Regions from separate parts of the Homo sapiens genome. Here all the other regions are linked to region 1. A link is a contact called in ENCODE Hi-C or POLR2A ChIA-PET data. All regions are on one chromosome and are shown on one strand. The core of a region is the stretch at or near the end of the contact, and the rest is flanking DNA. Distances in the headings are between cores, read along the strand shown. Region 1 holds the start of OTUD1 (OTU deubiquitinase 1). Region 2 overlaps ARHGAP21 (Rho GTPase activating protein 21). Region 3 holds the start of DNAJC1 (DnaJ heat shock protein family (Hsp40) member C1). Region 4 holds the start of ARHGAP21 (Rho GTPase activating protein 21). Region 5 overlaps PRTFDC1 (phosphoribosyl transferase domain containing 1). Region 6 holds the start of SPAG6 (sperm associated antigen 6). Region 7 overlaps KIAA1217.

Region 1 (3,247 bases), core at 70-2,569:
GAATCGGTACTTATTCCTCTGCCGCAGATACTTGTCCTGCTTCTCCACCTCGGCCAGGTATAGGGCCAGCTTCTCGTCTCTGGGATCCGACCTGGAGACGATCACCGGCTCCGCCGCACTACTCGGGGCGGCCTCGATGCTCCCGGCGGGGGGTGCCTCGGCCTCTGGGTCGGGCCTCCGCGCCGCGTCCCCACCGGGCGCGTCGCAGCGATCGCCGCCCCTCTCCCAGCCCCTGGGGCCCCTCTCCGCCAAGTGCTCTTCGCCCCACGGACCGGGGCCGGGATCGGGGCTCCCCGGGGTCGCCGCGGGGCCTCGGTGCTTGGCGGCGGCCAGGGCCTGGCGGTGCTCGCTCAGTCGGAAGTTCCGATCGGGCCCCTCCCGTGTCGCGTCCAAGCCCGCGGGCTCGGGGCAGTCGGGCCGCAGCAGCTCCTCCAGGAGCCAGGCCGAGGAGCCCCGCCGCGGCGGGACCGGGGCTGCGGGCGCCGGGGCGAGCAGGAGGCAGCGGCCGCGCGGGGCAGCGGCGGAGCCCGCGGCGCCGGGAACGGGATCGGGCCCGTGCAGCAGGAGCCTGTCGGCGCCCAGGGCCCGCACGGTGATCTGTGCGGTGGACGTGTAGTGCGGCGGCAGCGGCGGCTTGCAGGACGCGCCGGGCGGGCCGGCGGCGGCGGAGGCGGGCGCGGCGGCCCCGGACACCACCTCGAAGCAGGAGGAGAAGGCGGGCATCTTGGCGGCGGGGACAGCGGCGGCTTCCCGGTGCTCGGCGGCCGCGGCGGGCTGGCACTCACCGGTCTCGGGCTCGGGCGCGGCGCCGGCGGCTCCCGGGGGCTGCAGCGAGACCTTGAAGGGGGTAGCGGCGGCGGGTGGCGCGGGGGCGGCGGCCGTGGGACCCGGGGCCCCGGCGGGGTAGTGGGTGCAGACGCTGCTGTAGAGCTGCATGTCCCTGCCCGCCGCTCGGCCCCTTATAGGCGCGGCGAGCCCCGGAGCGGGGGACACACCCTCCGGGCCCGGGGGAGGGGGCCGGCGGAGCGCGGTGACCCAACGGCCCCAGAATAGAGATGAGCGAAAGGCAGCCGGCCGCCGCGAGTCAGCAGCCGCGAATAGCGCCCGGGTCCCGGCCAAATTCCTGCTGCGCCACAGCGCAGGGGGGCGGGGACGGGACGCGAGCTCGACCCCTGCCGGTGCGCTCGGCCCGCAGACCCGGGGCGCCGCGCCCGCTGCAGCTGCTTCGGCCCGCGGCGGCCGCTGGGGACTCACGGAGGAAGCCGCCCGCCCCGTTGGAGCGCGTCCCGCCGGCGAGGAGGAGCGCGGTGCGCGCGGAGGCCCGGGAGGCGGGGCCGCGGTTGTTTACCTCAGGCCTCGCGGCCGCGTCACGTGGACTCACTGGAATGCGCGGCTCTTTGCGGCGCCCGATTCAGTCGCGCCTGCTCGCCCCGCCCACTCCGGCCCGCGCCCCGCCCCCTACCGCGCTCCGCCGACGTCACGGGCGTGGCCCTCGGCGCGCGAGCGCGCGCGGGCGGGGCGAGGCCGGGGGCGCGGAGGCCTGAGCAGTCCTGGGATCCTGGCTGGGCCTCCCGCCCACGTGACTCCCACGGACCGCTTCCCCCACCTGGGCACTGGGCACTGGTTTCTGCGCTGCGCCACTCTCCTCAGCGGCTGCAGTGGATGCTGCGGGATGGGAGCTGCTTGGGGCGAGTTAGCATGCTCGGAAAGCTTGCGTGGCAGGAAAGCTTCCGGCATGGGTGTGGAGAACGGAATGCTGCCTTAAAGTCTGTTTGGCCTCTGCTGGTCATGGGCTACCATCCCTGCTTGCATTCACTACTGCCTCTTTTCTTTTATCTTTTTAGAGATGGGGGTCTTACCTGTCTCCGAAGCTAGAGTGTAGTGGCGCAGTCCATAGCTCACTGCAGCCTTGACTTCCCGGGCTCAAGCGATCCTCCCGCCTCAACCTCCAGAGTAACTGGAAACCACAGGTGTGCACCACCGCACCCGGCTAATTTTCTTTCTTTCTTTCTTTCTTTTTTTTTAAGGCGAGGGTCTCACCACAGTTGCCCAGTCTGGTGTCGAACTACTGGCCTCAAGCTGTTTCCCGCCTCGACCTCCTAAAGTGTTGGGATTATGGGTCCTAGCCACCACTCGTGGAACCGCCGCGTCTTTTCCTTTTTTTTTTTTTCTTTTTCTTTTTGAGGCAAGGTCTTGCTCTGCCTTCCAGGCTGAGTGCAGTGGCGCCATCATGTCCCACTGCGACCTCGACCTCCAGGGCCCAAGTGATCCCCCTTCCTCAGCCTTGCCTTGGGCAGGGATTACAGGTGCCCAGCTAGTTTTACCACTGTGTCTTTTCTATGCATTTCCTTGGACTCACCGGTAAGGGTGAGTCCGCTAGTGGATTCTCTTGCCTTGCTAAGACAAAACCAACTTTGCACCTCTGACCTATGCCATTTGGCAAATATCTGGCTTGGGGGAAAGCAAGGAAGCCTTTTAGGCTTTTATAAACAAGCTTTCTCAGAATACCAAATGCAGTATCACTTAGGGCCCTTTGAGAATAGGTGTGAATGCTAGCCAGAGGTCAAAAGCGGTGGAGAAAGTCGTGACCTGCATTCCGGGGCAAGATAGACTATAGAAAATACTTCTACCGAGTCTTTTTGTAATACCCGCCTTTGTAAGGGAAAGCCAGAGGTAGTGGGAGACTTTTGCTATATTCTGAGCTGTGATCAAATGCTAAATTAACAGGGCCTAAACATTCGAATTGAACCCAGAGGTTGTCCTAACATTTTAGAGATAGGGAGACTGAACCTGTAGGTGATGTAGGCTGTACTCCGGTCCCCACCTTTCCGGTGGAATGTGAATTCCAGGAATTGAGAGACTTGGGTCTTGCTCTTATATTTCCATCCCCTAACACCGTGCTTGGCACATAATTGGACCTAATTAATATTTACTAAGTGAATGAGTAGATGGAAAGCGAGTTTCCAAGGTTTGTCAGACAGTGGTGAAGCCAAGATTACTATCCAGGTCCCTTGACCCTAGCCAGGGCTTTTAATTATCTTTGGGCAGTATGACTGGCAGGGTCCCAGCTCAGGTCACTCCAGCCGCTTATGTAAATTAACTCAGAAGAAGGTAAATGACTGTCTAACTTTTCAAATTCTGGTAACTACCCCATTGGGAGCTTGAAGCTCTCATGGCTAATTAGAAAAAGGAAATTACCATCCTTGGATTTCATCACTGATTTGTTGAGCATCTGTTGCTCTGTGCA
Region 2 (3,270 bases), core at 242-2,741, 1.2 Mb before region 1:
TCATTTAGAGTCATTGGCTAATATGCCAAATGTATAAGAAATCTTTCCAGAAAAGTATTATTTCTAGTTCAATAGGCATAGAAGTCTTACACTGTGATTTTAAAATGTTTCTAGTGAATCTCATAAGCTGTGCTTCAACCAGAGCTTTCACAAACCTCTTTAAAAGTTATTTCTAGTACCAATTTTCCTTTTTTTAAAAAAAAAACAAAAACTTCATGTACCTAGTACCCATTTCAAATTTTTATTTTGATGAAACAAATTCCTGAGATTAAGGAAATCAGCGAAGCAAATTATACCTAATTGTTGATTCAGGTGAATGAAAAACCAAGTGGAACAGTTTTGATAATTAGTTACCAACCTTTCATTTAAACAGTGCTTTTACTTTCTAAAACATATTTCTTTGTAAATTTAACGTGTACTGAGAGAAAAGACCTCTTCATTGTCAAGTTAGTTTGCCATACTATAAATCCTGGAACAGATTTAGAGAAGTTACTTAAATTATAAGCGTGTGCCACAGTTGCCGGCACCTGTCCTGTTGAGTCTTCTGTCTGCTCCCTCCCACCCCAGATCTGTTCTCCATACAGCAGCCAGTGTGATGTTTTTAAAAATGTCAATTAGATCACACCACTCCTCTGTGCAGAACCCTCTGTTTCCTTCCCATTCATCTCACCCAAAATAGCATGCAAAATCCTCCCGTGATCTGAAAGGCCCTCCATGGTCTGCCTCACAACTCCCTCTCTGATGGTGTCAGAGAGATCCTACTTCGTGATCTCCTATCACAATCTTCCATGTGCATCCCATCTGCAGCCTCACCAGCCTCCTTGCTGTCAGGTGTGTGTTGCTACAGGGACAGGTACAGCTGGTTTCTAACCCTGGTATACATTCCACAGATAGTTAACAAGCCTCTGTCTTCCTCATGACATTTGGGTCTCTGCTCAAAGATCTTATCCAAGCAGGCTTTGTGACTCACCTATCTAAAACAGGTATCCCACGCACAGACACAGAAACGGACATTCTCTTCCCTTAAGCTTTTTTATTTATCTTCGTATTACTGTTTCCACTTGACATGTTTTGTTTTTTTGTTACATGTTTCTCAGTAGAACTAAAACATAAACTACATGAGAGCAGAGATTTAAAATCTTTGGTTCACTTTTGTGTCCCTAATGCCTAGAACACTGCGTGGCACATAAAGAATTCACTCAGTAAGTATTTGTTGAGATAATGGCTGAAAGACAATTTTGAAATGCTGGTTAAATGTATAGCACAACAATACAGTTCTCATCATGACTGTGCAGCTCTAAAACATCATCTGCTAACAGGTGATGACTTATGTCCTTAATATTATCTTCATTTTATAAGTGAGAAATTTAAGGTATAGAGAGGCTAAATAACATCTCTAAAATCGCATAGTAAGTGATAAGAGACAGGGTCTCTAGGTTTGCCTCATTCAGCCTCGTCCCAGAGCACAGCTCCAGGGAGCACGCCATTTATATGGAATGCCTGTGAAGAGCGCCCCCTGGAGGCATGCGATGCAGGGGCTTTTTTCCTTCTCTTTTTGCCACCAACCAAGGCCATACTTGTAGTCCCCCTGGTGTCCCATGGGTTTATGAAAAGAGTTCTCCATCATTTTACAATATAATATGCTTCTCTTTGAGTACTAGTTGAGTTTTTCTTTTCTACGGGAACATTTTTAAAGCTGTTGAGGACTGTTGTTTCTTTTCTACGGAAACATTTTTAAAGCTATCAATTGTAAAGCTATTGATAGCTTTAAAAATGTTTCTTGAGAAAACACTTAATTGGATAGGTGACACTAAAAGCTTTTTTAAAAAGTTCCACACAGCTTATGTTTTTTTTTATAAATCGGATATATTCAAGTTGTCAACATTGTGGGGAATCTCAACCTAAATTGTACCCATATTCATATCTATACCCCTAAGGCCAAGCTCAGCAAATAGTAGACTCCTGTTGTAGATGGAATCTTATACATCATCTAGAATAGATATTTTATAGAAGGCAACTGATGACGAATGATTGTTTTATGAAGTTTTAAAATGTAAAAAAATCTTACAACCTGTGGCTGTTTCACAGGCCCATGCGATCTTATCAGAACAGTGGCATCATATTTTCTTCCTACATAATAACAACAATATAATCAGATTACATTGGAGTAGTAAAAAAATGTGCTGGATATATCTGTTAATATTTCTTCCTAGTTATGAAGTATAGAAATAAAACAATTATGTTATTAAAGAGAAGATTTTGGCTAAAATAGAAAATAAAGATCTGTATAATTCTATATACATATAGATTGATGTAAATAAATAATTTTATTTACTAAGAATAAAAGTACTCTCTAATTAGTTCCTATCTTATTTGACTTTCGCCCTCCTTCCCCCGCTGCTCACCTTCTGCTGTGCGGCCCAGCTCCTAACCGGCCATGGACCAGTACCAGTCTGCAGCGCAGGAGTTGAGGACCCCTGCTATATACTAAGGTTGCAGGAGGCATACAGGCATACAAAACAAAATGAATACATTTTGTTTTTAAATTTGGAATATTACTCATTAACAGTATTTTGTTTACTGTTCCCACCCCCCACTTTATAAAGCTGCATAGTAAGTCCTGAAAATAAATTTCAACTTCTTTTATAAGTAAACACAAACCTCAACAATGTGAGCTGTTCATGAGTAATCTCACGGTGAATAGCAGATATTACAATGTGTTCTAAAATCCTGACTTCCTACACTTCTCTAATTTATACCACTCATTACTAGTAATACAAAAATGCTACGACTGTTACCTACACTCAGGGTTTCATCTTAACTTTCTTTCTCCATAGTTTTGTCATATCTCTTAAGACTCCTCCTCCATCTTACCCCAACATTGGCTGCGTGTGTGCTCAGTTGAGGGTTAGCCCTAAGTTAAATTGAATTTGATGGTCACAGCCTTATTGGCACTGCCATATCAAGATGATTTAGAAGTGTTAGATTTGGTAAGATATAGCTGGATTACATTGTCCATACAGGGGAACTTAGCTCCCTGAAATTTACCCAAAGGGAAGAGGTGACCATTCCCTATACCCAGTTTCTCCCTTTGGGAGCTCTGGGCTCAGTGCCAGTGGTGATATGACAGGACGATGCAATGAGCACCCAGCCCTTCTTTAATACTAATTCAGGCTGAGTCTTAGCAAATAGTCTGTTTATAAAGAGAAATCATATACTTTATCATCTTACATCTTTTATAAAGAGAAATCATGTACTTATCATCTTTAT
Region 3 (3,247 bases), core at 141-2,640, 1.4 Mb after region 1:
TTTGTGGCAATATGGCACCAGTTTCAAAGGTTTTATTGCACTTAATCTAATGATCAAATTAGGAGAAAAGATGAATGTTACTATAATATGTAAAAGTAGTGCTTAAGATCATTAATTTCATCTTATTTCGATGTTTTGTTCATTGAATAAACAGTAACCTAATTTAGGGACTTGGTAAAGATGACGTTCACTTTAAGAAAACTGATATAACCAAAAATAAACTAGGCTGGGGGTGGTGGCTCATGCCTGTAATCCCAGCAGTTTGGGAGGCTGAGGTGGGTAGATCACATCATGTGAGGTCAGGAGTTTGAGACCAATCTGGCCTACACGGTGAAACCCCGTCTCTACTAAAAATACAAAAAATTAGCCAGGCATGGTGGCAGGAGTCTGTAATCCTAGCTACTCGGGAGGCTGAGCCAGGAGAATTGCTTGAACGTGGGAGGCAGAGGTTGCAGTGAGCCGAGATGGTGTCATTGCACTCCAGCCTGTGCAACAAGAGCAAAACTCCGTCTCTAAATAAATAAATAAATAAACTAAAAATCTGTGGTAGGGGGAATGGTGGTAGGGAGGTAGTCACAGGATTCAGTTCAACTAATTGAGTGCTCTCATGTGCTATGCATTGTGCTAAGCACACAATAATAAAGTCCACACAAGAGAATTGTGGTGGAGAAAATAACTTGAAAAGAGCTTGAACAGAAGCAATGCAAGACTAGAAGGTGAGACATTGTTATGGGAGAGGAGGTTTTTAGCCTGTCTTTTAAAACAGAAACATCTCAATTGAGGTCTGTTTTCAAAGGAACCCCAACTGGAGGTGGGCTAAGGTGGATAAACTACATTTCTCCTCCAACTATGATTGAGTCACCATTATTAACTGTTAATTCTACCAGGTCATTTTATGGTATTATGCCTGTAAATCTTAATTCATAATTAGAAGTATACTTTTTGTTTTGGTTTCAATTCCTTTTCTGCTCTACCTCTCTCTACTTACTAGATTTGCCCCTTTTAGAACCTGGTTCAACTTGTCCTGTCTTCTTTGCTGATGGACTAATTAAATGCATGGAAGCCATAATCAATTAATCAGGCTTCAAATATGCTTTTAGTGTTCGATAGCTAGGGGAGAGGAAGACAGTAGCTATTTCAGGGGAAGTCCACGTGGGGCGTTCCAGATGGACGCGAGATGGCTATAACCGTCCCTGTCTCTCAGCCCATGTGGGCGCAGGTACAGCTGCTCCGTGCGCGCCAGTGATTGAGAGGCATTTCACCCAGGCCCAGATCTGGGGCGCCAGGCGTCCAGGCTTCCGGCCACGCCCCCTTCCCGCGGTTGCTAGGAGACATGATGTCACCGGAAGCGAGGCCTGGGATAGGCTGAGGCGAAGGGAAGCCTCACCCACTGTGCAGCCCAGGCGCCGGGCGCTGCCTCTACAGCTGTGTGTAGGCCTGGGGGCGAGGGTCTTCGGAACGTAGCGCTGGCTGCGGCCCCGCCCGCCTACCCACCCGCCCGTCCGGCAGCCGGCTCCCGCCGCCTCCGCGCTCTGTCTGGGGCCAGCCACCTGGCGGGCCGCTCCGGTGCGCCTGCCCGCGCTTTTCACTGACAGGCGCTGTTCCCCACAGCCAGCGCCGCCCGCCACGTCCCAGCTCTCGGCCAACGGAGCTGCGCGGCGGGTGACCTTTCCGAGCCCAGCGCGATGACGGCTCCTTGCTCCCAGCCGGCGCAGCTTCCTGGACGCCGCCAGCTCGGGCTGGTGCCGTTCCCGCCGCCGCCGCCGCGGACGCCGCTGCTGTGGCTGCTGCTGCTGCTGCTGGCCGCCGTGGCGCCGGCGCGCGGCTGGGAGAGCGGAGACCTGGAGTTGTTTGACTTAGTGGAGGAGGTGCAGCTCAACTTCTACCAGTTCCTCGGGGTGCAGCAGGTAAGCAAGGAGGCGCGCGGGGCCGGGCGGAGAGGGGCCAGGGCAGGCGTCAGGCGACCCGGTTCCTCAGAGACAGCCGGACACGTAGGGCAGGGCTTGGTCACCCCGGGCTCTGGCTGCCCTCAGCTCGGGTCACCGGGGTCCTCAGCCTTGGAAGGACGTGTCCGTCTTCCCCAGATCTTTACTCCTGCTTCAACTTTTCTAGTCCCAGCCCCAGTGACAGGCTGGACGGCGCCACTAGCCTAGGGTGGCGATGCCTTCTCTCTGCTCCGGCGTTCTGGGGAAGAGCCTTCCCCCTCCAGCTGTGCTGGAGGAAGAACGAAGAGTGGTGTGGGTAGACTTTTTTTTTTTTTTAATTTAACACCTACCTTTTGCCTTCCTGTCCCCCTGAATGTGAGAAAGAGCAGCCGCTTCTCACCCTAAACTGTCATCTTCCACCGATACTTACCTCATCCTTATTCTTATTTCAGCTGCCTCCCCTCCTCTTCCCTTCTGGGAAAGTAGGAATGCACTGTGGCCAGTGTCTGTGTTGCAAAAGTTTTTCTTACTTTGTACTTCGTCATCTTTTTAGCCTGTTAGGTAGATGTTTGTTTCGCTTTCGCAGTTTAGAAATCTGGAGGAATTTGAAGCGTCTAACCAGGTTGGAGGTGTTAAGTTTTTTGAGCAGCAAAGGACTTGGGATGCGATTGGAAGAGAAGCCCCCGGTCAGTAATGTAGGAATGGGTTTTTTTTTCCCCTTTTCCTTTTGTTTCATTTCGTTTTCTTCTATAGCTTAAGACATTAACTTGTAAAATCCATTTGTTGCTTTTTAGTTCTACCATTGAGGGTGGTTGAGTGAGGGTAGATATCCAGTCTCTACCTGAAGCCTTGTGCGAAGGAGAAGATAACATTTCGCTGATTTCAGGCTTATGGGGTGAAAAATGTACACTTCACACGATCTGATTGAGCCCTTCGTACAATGCTTTGAATAGTTATGGGAGTAAAAAATTAATGTTTACGATAGTTGCCATTCAAGGCACACTTCACATGACTAGATATGAAATGCACATCCCCTTCCCCCATAGGTTATCATAAATGTGGGTGAACTATTGAACTTTTACTGAATTTTAATTTTCAGACATTGCATTTTCATTCCATCAGTGAATATAAAATTGCTGGGTTGCCAGGGTACCATGAGTGAAACAATTTTTTATTTTTGTAAGAGTTATAAAGTATAGGCATTTCACACTTCAGATTCATATGTGCAAGCAACTTTGTAATAACTATATTTATGATCTGTTGCCTGGTGCCCCTCCCTGCTTATAGATACACTATATATCTCATTTTCAAAGCAAATGATG
Region 4 (3,310 bases), core at 458-2,957, 1.3 Mb before region 1:
CAAGCGGTGAGCTACTTGAACCCTGAATTTCTATTCACTTCTTGTTAATTTACTCAATTGTATCTAGCACTGGATACTGCTACAGCCACTGGGCTATTTAGTAAATTACCATCTGACTGAAATACAGTCCTTGTATTTTATTCTATTTTTCTTTTCTTGATTATTAGCTGACTTGTTTGGTGACAGGCTGTCAAGAACACGCAAATTTCATGGCCATATAAAAATGATCTCGTCAACGTCTTCCCTCGAATTGAAGCGGAGGATTTAGTTGTAGATTTGGTTTGGCACCTTCCACTTTAAGGAAGATGTAAAAACTAAGGCGCAGGTACTCCAGCTGCAGGGAGTGTTTTTTGTCCCCGCTCCCCTGTCCCCCATAAAGAAACAGGACCTCAGGTGGTGGGCGGGCGGGGAAGGAGAAGGGATGTTTCTAAGTCTACAGGGGAGAGTGTAGAAAGAAAGAAGGAAAAGGTAAGAGGACTCCACAGTTTCTAGGTTTTGTTCTTCTTTTTTTCCCTCTGGACAGCGGTGGCAGCTGATCAGACACAATAGCTGGCAGTCCCCGGCCGCAGTGAGGATAAAAATGACCCTCAACAGCACCAGCAGGAGCACCGAGAAGGGGAGGGGAGTGTGTATGGGAGGGGGCGAGGATGAGGGTGACAAGGTGACAAACGCTGCCTCTGACTGCGAGCAACTCCCCCTCCAGCCCCGCGAGGCTCGGAGCCGGGGAGCCACCTCCCCGGAGCGGGGCGGGGTGGGAAGGAGAGGCCGAGGGGGCGGTGGCCTTCACCCGGGGGCGGGGAAGAGGGCGGAGGGAAGCCTGATTTACCAGCCCCTGATTGGTTCGCGTTCTCTCGTCGCGTCTCCCGATTGGGTAATTTGCAGCGGGAGATGTTGTGAGGCACGGCGGGGCGGAGCGAGCTGCCGGGGTCTGTGACAAGGCCCGGGAATTGGGTGGGGAGGGTGGCGGTTGTGCCGCGGCTCCGGAGCCGCTGTGACCTGGAGTGTGGCGGACAGAGAAGCGCAGCCGCCTCTCCACAGTTCCGCTAGCCGCGCCAAATTCGCTCAGCCGCTCTGCAGAATTTATAAAAGGGAAAGAACTGAATGAGCAACGCTTGGCTAACTTCCCCCTTCCCACCACAGGAAGAGATTTTTGCTGTGAGGCGTGAGGGGACACTCCCTTATCTGGAAGTCCCACGTCTCGTCGCAGCTTCATTGCCTTCCCGCTGCAAAAAAGGGGTGGGGGCACAATTTGCCAAGCCCTGTCCCCCAATCTAGGACCTTTGATCCCTGGAGTCTGCAGATGTCGCTGTTATAGGCTTGTCCCCCTCTCCACCCCAGACGTCTACCACCAGGTCTCCTTTCCCGGGAGCAAGCCCATCCCTGGACGCTGCCGTTCAGCGCTTGGGAGACTGCAGGGGCGGGGAGCGTTGTGTGCCTGGTTTTGGGGTGCTGGGGGGCGAGGGCTTGTAGGTCCCGCGACCCACGGGGAGGGGGCAGGCGAGCACCCCGCTCCGGCCTCCGGCTAATCCCCCTTCTCCAGCGTCGGTTCCCCGGTCCCGTGTTATTCAAGACAGAAAATATTCAGCCCCAGAGCCTCCCCTGGGGAGGGGAGGGGAAGGAGGTGGAGTGGGAGGAGGTGGATCCAGGGAGGAAGAAGCGAGAAATCCGCCCCCGGGAAACAGCTCCGCGCGGCCACGGAGCGAGGCGCTTCTGTCACTTGGCGTTCGCGGGCGCCGGAGCTGGGCCCCGGCCCGGCCCGGCGAGGCGAGGGGAGAGTCCGGCGGCCGCCGCCCCGCCCCACGCCCTCCTGCGGCGGCCGAGAGCCCGGGGCCGGCCGGGGCAGGTCGCGGCGGTGCCTGGGAGCGGCCGGCCGGGGGCGGCGGCCTCGGAGCGCGGCGGCGGCGGCGGCGGCGGCGGCGGGCAGCGCGGGATCGTCCGGCTGCGGGGTCCGGCTCACGCCGGGCGGGCGGGCGGGGCGCGCTGTCCCGGAGCCGGCCAGCCCCGTGCGGATCCACTCGTCCCGCTTCCTCTGGTGCGTGTCTGGTTTCTTTTCCGTCTCAGCCGAGAGGGCGCTGCGCTCGCGGGCCGTGGAGTGCCCGGCTTGCCGCGGGCTCTCTCCCTTCCCGCCACAGGCCACCCGGCCGGGCGCTGGCTCGGGGCCGGAGGGAGCCCGCGGCGGGCGCCCGGCGGGGGCGGAGGGGCCGCGCCCGCGTGTGCGGAGCAAGGGCGGGCGGCGGGGCGGAGGGAAGGGCACAAAGGCCGGCGGTGGGCGCTGGGGTCCGGCCGGCCAGCCTTGGAGGAGGGGCGCCTGGGGCCGCTCATGAATATTAACCGAGCCTGCGGCCTAGCGCGTCCCGGCCGGGCCCGGCGCCCGGCCAGCGTCTCCGCTTCAGCTCGCCGCCGCGCTTCGGCCGCCGGGCCCGAGCGGGCGGGAAGGGTAAGGCCCCCGGTTTTGTCTCGCCCCGGGGCTCCTAGCACCTTTGAGAAAGTCCATATTGGGGCCGCTCTCCTCGGGAGCTCGAGGTCCCCGACCCGCCTCAGGAAGGGGCGGGGGAATCGTGGGGAGGTGGGTGGTGGTTTGCTTTTTCTCGTTTTTTCCCCCTAGGTGGCCACAGGGGAAGGGAAGCCGTGTCGAGTGGTAGTTGGGGGAAAAGCCGCGACTTCAGAGTTGCTCGGGTGTAGCTCCAGAATCATGCCCTGGAGCGGGAGCGGCGCCGGCGTCCCACCCGCGGCCGCGCACGCCTCCCCGGCCGTCCCCACCCAGCCCCGCCGCGGGCCAAGGAAAACAGCCGCCTCCTCGGGGACGCCGGCCGGGGCGGAGGGGCGGAGGGGCGGCGCCCGAGTCACCCGGAGACGCCGCCGAGCCCACGCCGGCCCCAGCCAGGCTGGCTTTGTGCTTGCGTTTTTGGGGGGCGGAGGGGAGCGAAGAGGGGGCTTGGAAAGTGTGATCCCATTTCAGCCTCGTGGGGGAGAAAACTTCACCGAAGTGTCCCTGTCTGGGTGATGCAGAAAACAACATGCACAGCCCTCTGCTCTACCCAGGAAAGACATGAATTAAAATGCACTTGAATGGGGAACATTTTTTCTTGAAGGCTGCATAACAGCCAGGTGTGTTTGACGCAACCGCTGGGCAGTTTCGAGATTTCTCTTTTTTAAACACCCCCTCGAATTTATAGGCTTTTTGTTTGTTTACGTTAAAATTTTTTTTTGTTTGTTTTGCTCGGGAGGAAACGCGAACTTGGTGTGGACATGTGGGCAAGACAGTGATAGGCGCCTGGAGAAAGTTCATGACCTTTAACTTCTCGTTTTC
Region 5 (3,437 bases), core at 70-2,569, 1.5 Mb before region 1:
CTTAATGAATTTTCCACCAAGCGAACAACCTTGTGTATAATCATTACCAGTTAACAAATAGAACATTACCAATCGTTGGCTTTATTAGTCTTCACTTTATAGGGGATGCCTAATAAATAATTTACTTAGTAAATGCACCTTAGTAAAAGGTGCAAACATGTTTTCTCACAACAATCCCTATATTTTCTTTTTTCTTACTTTTTTTCTTGAGATGCAGTTTCACTCCTGTCACCCAGGCTGGAGCGCTCACGATCTCAGGCACGATCTCAGCTCACTGCAACCTCTGCCTCCCAGGTTCAAGTGATTCTCCTGTCTCAGCCTCCTGAATAGCTGGGATTACAGGTGCCTGCCACCACACCCAGCTAATTTTTTGTATCTTTAGTAGAGATGGGGTTTCACTATGTTGGCCAGGCTAGTCTCGAACTCGTGACCTCAGGTGATCCACCCGCCTTGGCCTCCCAAAGTGCTGGGATTACAGGCATGAGCCACTGCATCTGGCCCCTATATTTTCTTATTAAATTCACAGGAGAAAACTTGAGCCAAATAATCTAACTCAGTCTTTCACGACCTTCTTAAAATCAGCAGATATTTGACAAAAGAATAAATGAATAAATATCCAAACCAATAATTATGTCAGAGTATCAAGGCAATGAGGAAGAAGGAAATCTAACTGTAATCTTGTTAGAGTCCATTTTACTTTCCTTCTTGTTACCTTGTCACTGGGTGATGAGAAAAGACAGTTCTCTGAATTTGTCATTCTCTTTGCTCTAAGTTTGAAGAAAAATATAAAAGTCAACTTTCTCTGGAGCACCTAGAAAAATCGCCTTTCCTAAGACAGTTTGCACTGCAATGGAATTTATGAGGAGGAGATTCTAGTCTTGGTTCTGATGTACTCCACCAAACCACCAGATCTTGGACAGAAGTTGACTGGGTCTTTCCTTTGCAAAAGGCCTGAACTACACATTTCCTAGAATTCATTCCTGCTCAAGGTTCCAATGACATGCACCTTTTCAAGATGATCAACTGTACTGAAGGTTACAGTCTGTGGCCCTGGAGCAGATAAAAATAAAGTGGGGCCCTGTAATAGTGAGTCATTGGCATCCGTCCACAGCTCTATGAGTTGGCCAAACTAACCAGGCAGAGATTAATGCCTAACTAGAATGTGGATTGCTGCTTTGCAAAAGAGCAGTTGGAAGATTAAGGAGAAAAAAAAAAAATCCTGGATAATCACCTCCCTCCTCCATCCAGCAATGAGGCAGCTTTGATGAGTAATCCATTGATTGCTATGAGCCATCAGTTTCCTTCTTTCCCTCCCTTTGCTGCAGCAGTTTTCACTGCCAGTAACCACTGCAGCTGTGCAGGGATCGTCACCAGGACACACCCCTTCACTCTGTTCTCCACCACCTCCTAACAACCAACCACGCCTTAGATAAAGGGTGCAGGAATTGCAGCAAGGGGCTTTGGCCCTTGTGGGTGGATACCTGTGGCAGTCACCGTGCATTTAGACCATCTGTGGTTGGGGAGTTGGCTGTTCATGCATGTTCTGGAAGAGAAATTCACTGCAAATGCAGAGTGAGCCAACACAACAGTAAGAGATTCTCTGCATGACTAGTATAAAATCATGTGAAAGATTAGAAATGAAGTCGCTTTGTTTCAGCCTCTATTTATCTATTTACTTACTTATTTGAGACTGGGTCTTTCTTTGTCACCCAGGATGGAGTGCAGTGGCGAAATCACAGCTCACTGCAGCCTCCTCCTACCAGGCTCAAGCGATCCTTTCGCCTCAGCCTCCTGAGTAGCTGGGACTACAGACATGTACCACTATGCCTGGCCAATTTTTTTTTTAACTTTCTGTAGAGACAGAGTCTTGCTATGTTGCCCAGGCTGGTTTCACACTGCTGGACTCAAGCAATTCTCTCGCTTTGGCCTCCCAAAGTGCTGGGATTACATTCCTGTTTCAGCCTTTAAAATAAAAAACATTTTAGGGTATGTTAGTAAGTGAGGTGGTGGTGGTCATTTCTCTTTAAATGAGACTTTCCATCTATAATTTCTATTTTTATTACACTCTCTCAGGCCTGCTGGGTTCCTTCACCCTTAATTGCTGACATTCTGCCAACAAAGAAACACCCACTTAGTTTCTTTCTTACATAGTTGCAAGTTCCTTTTTTCTTATTGACTTGATGTTACCCTGCTCTGCCATTCAAAAAACAAGAAACAAGAGCATGATCTGGCCATGTGAGAAACAGAGGAATTATAATTGTGGCTTGTGATACACATACATATAGGAACCAAGACACAATTTTCTGTTAGATTTGTAATGATGTCTGAAGCATATGATTCTGAAAAATTCGAGAAAACTAGACACATTTCCGATGCTATAATATGATTCTGAGTTGTACTTGCTTTGTACTTTGACAGTTTCAGGTTCCATATTCAGACCCACAAATTTCAAAATCTAATTGCAAACACCTGTTAGCGACAAGTTACCACAAAATAGTCTCCTTTCGTAGGGTCATGCCTGGGAAACAGAGCTCTTCCTTTTTAGGTACAAGCTTTATGCATAGATTTTTATTTATATAAAATGTTCGGCCCAAGTCTTTGTAAACAGTACTTACCCAGGTTATTTATTTTTTAATTCTAAATATAAACATGTACAAAATGTAGGAACTAAAATTTCCAAACTAACTGGCTTGCAAACAATATTATATAGATTTGTTGATTTGGTTTGTAGAATGTTTTTTATTCAATGAATTTTTTTCATTCAGTGAATCACTTTGATGAGAATATTTAAAAGAATAAAGAGCTGTATATCAAAAAGATCATATTTTTCAGCAAGTTATCCTTTCACAAAATTATTCCACACATTCCTTCTCCCTCTGTTTCCACTCAAGATTCTAGAAGGATCTGAGGTGTTGCCTTTCTGTTAATAAGAGGATAACTTTATGGAGCTGCAAAAGTTGATAGGAAAAATTCAGATGCAAAAGTTCTAAGTTACCTAAGGGTAAAATATCACCCACAGAGCTTCCGAGTTCCTGGCTTGTTAGTTTCTCTGCCTCTTTGAGCCTAGACATGGAACAGTGCGTAAGCTACACACCCAGAGCTAAGACACTGGGAATCAAGACCAGGGCAATGTTCCGTTTCTCACATCTGCTCAGTATTGGCTTAGGTTTTCTCAAGAATTTACATTTGGGAGGAAATTCTGTAGGGGCAAAGTTACTTAAGTTCTCCCAATCCAACAGTGTGGGAAATGGTATCAAATAAGTAGGCCACTTTTCAAAAGGGAGAGGCTGCATCAGTAAATTAGGAGAACTGTGGAATTCTGCCCATTGATGGAATAGCTTAAGTTTTTTTAAATTGATTTTTAAACTGTCACCAGCTAGCAGTCTCCACATATCTACCACTTTCTTCATAAATAAAATGTGTGAGTTCTATAAAAT
Region 6 (3,198 bases), core at 360-2,859, 1.1 Mb after region 1:
TTGACTGTGCTGGTGGTGGATACGCACGGAATAAAATTCTATAGGACAAAACACACACACACACGAACAATTAAAAGGAGGAAACCTATATAAGATCAACGAATTTTTATCAATGTCAATGTCCTCCTTGTGATATTGCACTACAGTTTTGAAAAATGTTACCATTGGGGAAACTGAGAAAAGGGTACACGGGATCTCTCTGTATTATCCCTTACAGTTGTGAATCTACAATTATTTCAAACTAAAATGCGTTTAGAAGATTATAAAATATACTTTATTGTAAATACATGCCCCCCAATAAAAACACACAAGGAATAAATGCCAAAAATCCTAGTGACAAAACGAAGTATCACATAGGTGCAGTAGTAATTCCCCTCAAAGAAACCCAGAGTAATCATTACACTTAAGTATTCTTGCTGTCAACATGTTAATTGTTTAAATTATGTGTTAGTTTTAAAGATCACATCCTATAAACTGAAGATTTCTCATGACACAGTAGTGATAAAATGCTACCTTACAGTTCAGATGGTGGTAGAATCATCCAAAAAAAAAGAAGAAGAAAGAAGAAAGAAGAAAAGAAGAAGAAGAAGAGGAAGAAGAAGAAGAAAGAAGAAGAAGAAGAAGAAGAAGAAGAAGAAGAAGAAGAAGAAGAAGAAGAAGAAGAAGAAGAAGAACCATTTTCTCTTATCAGTTTATGTTATGAGATAAGAAGATCTCTCTCCCTCCCTCTCCCCCTCTCTCCCCCTCTCACATCTGCAAGAGTCCGGACTGAGGAGTAGAAGGAACGCGCCATAAGGATTTCGCAAAGTCTGGTCTCTACCTACTTGGAATTTCTTGGAAAAGATTCAAGCATATCATTCCCCTTTCACTAAAGCAAGACGAGAAATCACGTCTAAACCACTGGAATTGCTTTGCTGTGAGGAAGTCGAAGGTGATCAAAGGCAGGGTGGCATGCAAAATGGCACTTGGATAAAATGGGTCTCATTAGGGTAGAGTCCCATTCACGTAAAATGACTCCAGGCAATTCCTAGGGCCTCGACTTTCAACCTGACACTTGCCTGTGTGCAATGAAGATGGAAACAGGGACAACGCGCACCTCCCACAACCATCTGGAAGCTTCACCCTCTCGGCCTGACCCCCAAAGACCCGCTGAAAAGAATGGATGCTTTTGCGAACTCCGGTCCCCACACTGCGGCTCCCCAAGAGCTCCACGGGCAGGGCAGCGGGGCGGAGGCGTCGGGGACTCAGTGCGCGGGGGGCGACGGGGGTTCGGGCTCCGGGCTCACCCGCGTTCTGCAGCGTCTCGATGTTTTGGGGTCTAGTCGCCAGCTCCGCCACCATCTGCACGAACTGGGTCCTGGCCTTCTGGTATTGCTCGAACACTGCGGGAGAGAGAGTCGGTGGAGCCCACCGCACCCGGGTCTCCTCGGCGCCAGCTAGTTAGGGCACCTGCCCGCCTCGGCCCTACCTTGCAGCACCTGCCTCTGACTCATGGCGCCCCCGCCGCCGTCTGCCCTCCTCGAGCTCTGCGGGGAAGCCGCTCGGCCTGCGAGTCCACCAAGGGGGCGATCGTGGCGACGACTCGGCCTCCGACGGGAGCCGCTTCTCTGTGTACCCGCGTCTCCCGGGCAACCTACCGGAACCGGAACGCGGCCGTCTTGCTGCAACGGCCAGTCCCGGGCGTGACGTCACGGCCGCGGTGCCTGGGCGCACTGAGCGGGGCGGCGGCGCGAAGACGCCCGAGCTCGAGGACTCGGACTGCTGGGGCTCTCAGCGCGCCAGGCTCGCGGAGCCGCCGGGACATCGCGCGCCGTCGAGTATCCCTGCACTGCCCGGAGGTCGGAGCTCCTTACAAAGCGACCCCAGATTGCCGTGGTATCCTGACTGCGGCGCGGGTCGGGACCAAGCGCCGGGAGAGCCCCACGCGCCAAGGGAGCCTGGTTCGAGGGCAGCCAGACGAGTAAATTGCAGCCCTGGAGTTGTCTGAGCTTCGACGGTCCCGAGAAATCTCACACGTCACATTGTACAATCCGATCAACACATGAATGTCAATGCAACTTAAGTGTTGCATTGACATTTAACACTGCACTGACAGTAAAACACTGATTTAGGAATCCGTGTTTTCTTTTGTAACCCGCTGTTATATACCTGGCATTCCTGGTTTCAAGATTCCTGGAGGAGCATGACAACCATGTTCACACACTTAATTACACTGTATTGAAAGCATTTAATGAGCACTCAGAGACTCAGTGAGGAAAGCAGATGAGGAAAGGATGTGATGAATGTCCTGTCTTCCCTGGCTTTCTCCTAATGACTACTAATTTTGCTGTTTCCTCACTTTTATGTGATTTGTAAATATTTTGTCTTAGTCTTTTAAATTTAGGCTTCGTTATGTTGATGAATGACATCTCCAACAGAAAAAGAGAGAGAACCTTTACCTGGAAAACCAGACTTCCCTATCTTATATAACTTGAACCCTTTACCCAGTTTCTTTTAACAAAATTGAAGTACTTAGTCTATTACTGGTTTCTAGCTTGTCTTTGAAAACTATATACCAGTTGTTTCAATGACAGTTGTCAACTTTAAATGTTCCTCCATCAAAAACTACAATTTCACCAGATGTCAAGTGGATACATAGCCGCAGCTGCTGCTAAGTAGTGCCAAGACAGGAAACCCCTTGATATTTCTTCAACAGAAGGGAGCATGCAAACTTAACTGGTTCTATATTTGGAATGAGTCCTCTATATTTATCTTTGAGATCTCACCCTTCACTGAGCTCTTGATGAAGTCCTGATACTTTGTGGAGCTCCAAATAGTTGGGGAATGGTCCAGCAATCAGAGAGAAGAATAAGTGTGTTTAGTCGGGTCCCTAATACCCCCGAAGGGCAGGTACATGTCTTCTGCTTCTGCAGCTCAAAAGCCAGTGATGGCCACAATCTTTTTACTTAATTCAAAGTCGTAAGTTTTACAGTGATATCTATATTTCCCTATGGGAATATGTCCTTTAAAATTAAAGTTATGCGTTCCCATTTAGAGACGTGGGAGGAAACAGATTGAGTAAATAATTAAGATTGCAAATAAGCCTTGTAATTTTCAGTTCCTTGTTGAATGATGAAAAAAAATCCCCTTAAAAGTTTTTATATTTGGTTTCAGTCCTTAAACAAACAATTCAAACTCTTAAGCTACTCCAACTGCCAT
Region 7 (3,018 bases), core at 108-2,607, 1.0 Mb before region 1:
ATGTTACTGTGTTTAGCAAGGGAGTAGAATAAAAAAAAAAATAACTCAGGATATGATGATTTCATATATTTTTGCTTTGGTCAAGGTGCAGTGGGGAAATGACCACTGAGATTCTCCAAATAACTGAGGGAAGGAGAGACAGGCTCCATCCATTCTTCAAGTTCTATTGGTGAGGTCACAGGAGCCCACAGTCCCTATCCTGACTTCCAGGAGATGTGACAGAGAAGAAGGGTATAAATGGTTGGAGGGTGGATGAGGGAGGGACCCGAGGAAAGAGGTGGGGGCTTGAATGGCAAGAACCAAGATGAGCAGCCAAGAGACCCCATGATGTGGATGATGTGGAAGACAGTAGGGATAGTAGAGGCACCAGGAGAAGGTTGAAAATGAAACAGAGCCTAATGCACAGGATACAAACTAACTGCTTCTTTATCACAAAAATTCACTGCATGTAGTAAAGAGTATTTACCAAGCACTTGGTAAGTGCCTGGGGTTATTCTAGGATACAGTTCTAAAGAAGCCCCCAAGTTCCATGGAAACTCCCAAGCGCCATGGAGAGGGCACCTTCTTTCTTAAACTTCGTAGATAAGAATGCAGGAACAACCAGTGGGACTCCCATGGCTTCCTTATCTTGCTCCTGGAAGGATCCAGCGGTGTAGAATCCCTGCCCTGCAAGTTTTACATAGACAAGTGGATTTCATAATGAAAGTGACCAATGAGAAGTGCAAATAAGGTGCTAATATGTAGCAACAAAAGGGAGCCCTTTTTGAATACATGACCTGGGCACCACGGAATTGGCCTCTTGGCTCCTATAGGGGCTATTTCTGGGCCCCCTGGAGTATGCAGGCTCCTCCCTCACAATTACAATTTTATCTCCACTTCCTCTCTACTCCCCTCCCAAAACACACACAGAGCTCCCATTATGATAGGCTAATCTGTTCTCCCTTCTCTAAACCTAACTTGTGATATCCTGATGCTGTCCTCACTCCAGGGTCTCTCTCCCCATGTGCTAGTTCTTGGGGATCCATATGAAGGTTCGAGGTCAGGCTCCAGGTGCGTCTGCTCTGCATGGCCCCTGCCCTGATGCTCCAGCCCATGAGGACCTCCCTGCTCATTGGACACCCTCATGACTCAGGTGCTCAGTGCTTTAGACCAGAAGGAACAGTCCCAAGGTCATTGCATGATAATACACCTGACTGATGCTCATTCCAGGGAGGCTGGGCAACCGCGTGACACAGGTTTTGCAGGAGAGCGACACGGATCCTCTATAAATACCTCTCTCACTCTGCCTTCACAATTCAGGGCTCAATAAAAAGCAAAGTATGGCTCAGCAGGAAGCAGCACAGGGCTTCACAGGTCATAAAATACAGGAGGGACTGGCTCAGCGAGCAGCGGATATGTGGGCAAATTCTCCACATAATCAGATTACACAATGCAATAACCAACCAAAACAAACATCGAGATAAATTCATCACATCGACTCAAATATGCCACTGTTTATAAAGCATTACACAGTGTCCAAGGCAAATCACATACAACAAATGGTAGGTACTGTTGTCATTATTGTTATTAATTCCAGAAAAATATTTAAAATATGTAGAACTGCCTGGGCACAGTGGCTCAGGCCTGTAATCCCAGCACTTTGGGAGGCCGAGGCAGGCGGATCACTTGAGGTCAGGAGTTCGAGACCAGCCTGGCCAACGTGGCAAAACCCCCTCTCTACTAATAATACAAAAATTAGCTGGGCATGGTGGCATGCACCTGTAGTCCTAGCTACTCGGGAGGCTGAGGCAGGAGAATTGCTTGAACCCGGGAGGTGGAGGTTGCAGTGAGCCGAGATAATACCACTGCACTCCAGCCTGGGTGACAAAGTGAGACTCTGTCTCAATCAATCAATCAATCAATATAATATCTAGAACCCTCTTGGTATGAACAACAGTCCTAACTAGGTCAGTCACTATTCCCTGTTCTCTTTTCCTTCCTTAGCCACCTTCAGAGTACATCTTTATCTGGGGGACTACGATCCCAATTAACCAGCAGAAGCTTTCCTCTTTTTGGCAGGAGTGTAAAAAGGGACATTAAGATTCTAGGGTCTCGGTGCAGTGGTTCACGCCTATAATCCCAACATTTTGGGAGGCTGAGGTGGGCGGATCACTTGAGGCCAGGAGTTTGAGACCAGCTTGGGCAACATGGCAAAACCCTGTCTCTATAAAAAAATACAAAAATTAGCCAGGCGCAGTGCATGCGCCTGTAATCCAGCTACTCAGGAGGCTGAGGCACACGAATTGCTTGAGCCTGGGAGGCGGAGGTTGCAGTGAGCCAAGAATACACCACAGTACTCCAACCTGGGCGACACAGCAAGACTCTCTGTCTCCAATAAAATAAAGTAAAATAAAATAAAATAAAATATTCTAGAGAGTATAGAACTGTCCAGAAGGATAAATAATATTAGTAAAAAGAAAATGTAAAATTTATTTAAATTCATAAAAAGTTGAGTACATTTCTTTGAAAACAGCAAAGGTATTTACATAGGTATTTTAAAAACATGCTTGGTGACATGCAAAAAATGGTTAGGAGATATATAAATAACCTTTAAAATGAAACATTTAAAGATCTAACTAGAATATCTCAATAGATTTACTAGTGGTATGTATAGATGAGATTAGAAAGAAATATAACAATTAACTAAAAGTAATTCTGATACATTGTATTGGGCATTCATGTGGGAAACACCAGTGATAGTCGAAATATTTTACAGCTAATATCCAGTATGGCATGGACACCAACCAACCAGAATGGGACCTCAGCCAATGAGGACGGCTGCTTGCCATGAACAGTCAGCAGCCCGGATCTGGAGCTAATCCTGTGTGTCTTCCCTGCCCTGTCCACTTCAAAATAATCTTGCCATCATCCAAAAGGGTCACCGAAAGAGTCACCATCAATCTGAGTTATCCACAGTGGCGCTGAATACAAACATTCGGTTGTGACAGAATTGGTAATCTGAGGTTGAATGTCTCTATC

What was found. Hi-C counts contacts between places; a loop is a spot of excess contacts on that map. ChIA-PET counts read pairs that join two places held with the same protein, here RNA polymerase II (POLR2A). Pooled maps may share reads with other maps.
Region 2: a map of naive thymus-derived CD4-positive, alpha-beta T cell shows a loop between it and region 1 (3-fold over the local background). The contact joins the enhancer-like site here to the promoter of OTUD1 in region 1. A Hi-C loop is called at or near these places in 1 of 168 maps with a recorded cell type or tissue (naive thymus-derived CD4-positive, alpha-beta T cell) and 5 of 50 pooled maps. POLR2A ChIA-PET finds 5 or more read pairs at or near these places in 2 of 52 experiments (CD4-positive, alpha-beta T cell and activated T-cell).
Region 3: a loop to region 1 is called in a map of B cell, with 15 times the contacts of the local background. The contact joins the promoter of DNAJC1 here to the promoter of OTUD1 in region 1. A Hi-C loop is called at or near these places in 7 of 168 maps with a recorded cell type or tissue (B cell, CD4-positive, alpha-beta T cell, CD4-positive, alpha-beta memory T cell and 3 more), 7 of 37 single-sample maps with no recorded cell type and 23 of 50 pooled maps. POLR2A ChIA-PET finds 5 or more read pairs at or near these places in 1 of 52 experiments (B cell).
Region 4: a loop to region 1 is called in a map of CD4-positive, alpha-beta T cell, with 12 times the contacts of the local background. The contact joins the promoter of ARHGAP21 here to the promoter of OTUD1 in region 1. A Hi-C loop is called at or near these places in 9 of 168 maps with a recorded cell type or tissue (B cell, CD4-positive, alpha-beta T cell, CD4-positive, alpha-beta memory T cell and 5 more), 4 of 37 single-sample maps with no recorded cell type and 24 of 50 pooled maps. POLR2A ChIA-PET finds 5 or more read pairs at or near these places in 1 of 52 experiments (OCI-LY7).
Region 5: a pooled map shows a loop between it and region 1 (3-fold over the local background). The contact joins the enhancer-like site here to the promoter of OTUD1 in region 1. A Hi-C loop is called at or near these places in 1 of 37 single-sample maps with no recorded cell type and 7 of 50 pooled maps. POLR2A ChIA-PET finds 5 or more read pairs at or near these places in 1 of 52 experiments (BJ).
Region 6: a loop to region 1 is called in a pooled map, with 3 times the contacts of the local background. The contact joins the promoter of SPAG6 here to the promoter of OTUD1 in region 1. A Hi-C loop is called at or near these places in 1 of 37 single-sample maps with no recorded cell type and 13 of 50 pooled maps. POLR2A ChIA-PET finds 5 or more read pairs at or near these places in 1 of 52 experiments (CD4-positive, alpha-beta memory T cell).
Region 7: a pooled map shows a loop between it and region 1 (6-fold over the local background). The contact joins the enhancer-like site here to the promoter of OTUD1 in region 1. A Hi-C loop is called at or near these places in 2 of 37 single-sample maps with no recorded cell type and 10 of 50 pooled maps. POLR2A ChIA-PET finds 5 or more read pairs at or near these places in 1 of 52 experiments (activated T-cell).

Annotation. Positions count from the first base shown.
Region 1 is chr10:23,437,147-23,440,393 of GRCh38, reverse strand. It overlaps OTUD1 (OTU deubiquitinase 1), which reads right to left and starts at 1,319. Exons shown (of 1, transcript NM_001145373.3): 1 at 1-1,319. The coding sequence starts at 936. RefSeq lists silencers at 101-470, 611-950, 1,001-1,590.
Region 2 is chr10:24,616,197-24,619,466 of GRCh38, reverse strand. The region is part of intron 9 of ARHGAP21 (Rho GTPase activating protein 21); the gene reads left to right. Among named protein-coding and RNA genes, the nearest start is that of ARHGAP21, 110 kb to the left of the region's middle. Within about 2 kb of position 1,491, at least 4 of the 41 ENCODE cell types and tissues checked have a DNase peak (open chromatin) inside an H3K27ac peak, as active enhancers do.
Region 3 is chr10:22,001,873-22,005,119 of GRCh38, reverse strand. DNAJC1 (DnaJ heat shock protein family (Hsp40) member C1) reads left to right here and starts at 1,390. Exons shown (of 12, transcript NM_022365.4): 1 at 1,390-1,907. The coding sequence starts at 1,686. RefSeq lists enhancers at 1,137-1,266, 1,297-1,346, 1,226-1,726 and a silencer at 1,387-1,756.
Region 4 is chr10:24,722,284-24,725,593 of GRCh38, reverse strand. ARHGAP21 (Rho GTPase activating protein 21) reads left to right here and starts at 1,707. Exons shown (of 26, transcript NM_020824.4): 1 at 1,707-2,032. RefSeq lists silencers at 588-967, 1,718-1,907, 1,938-2,007, 2,098-2,177, 2,198-2,557 and 1 more and an enhancer at 1,264-2,174.
Region 5 is chr10:24,899,978-24,903,414 of GRCh38, reverse strand. The region is part of intron 3 of PRTFDC1 (phosphoribosyl transferase domain containing 1); the gene reads left to right. Among named protein-coding and RNA genes, the nearest start is that of PRTFDC1, 51 kb to the left of the region's middle. Within about 2 kb of position 1,319, at least 19 of the 41 ENCODE cell types and tissues checked have a DNase peak (open chromatin) inside an H3K27ac peak, as active enhancers do.
Region 6 is chr10:22,343,907-22,347,104 of GRCh38, reverse strand. It overlaps SPAG6 (sperm associated antigen 6), which reads right to left and starts at 1,609. Exons shown (of 11, transcript NM_012443.4): 1 at 1,469-1,609; 2 at 1,287-1,382. The coding sequence starts at 1,493. RefSeq lists enhancers at 764-1,580, 1,541-1,760.
Region 7 is chr10:24,468,495-24,471,512 of GRCh38, reverse strand. The region is part of intron 5 of KIAA1217; the gene reads right to left. Among named protein-coding and RNA genes, the nearest start is that of MIR603, 190 kb to the right of the region's middle. Within about 2 kb of position 1,357, at least 8 of the 41 ENCODE cell types and tissues checked have a DNase peak (open chromatin) inside an H3K27ac peak, as active enhancers do.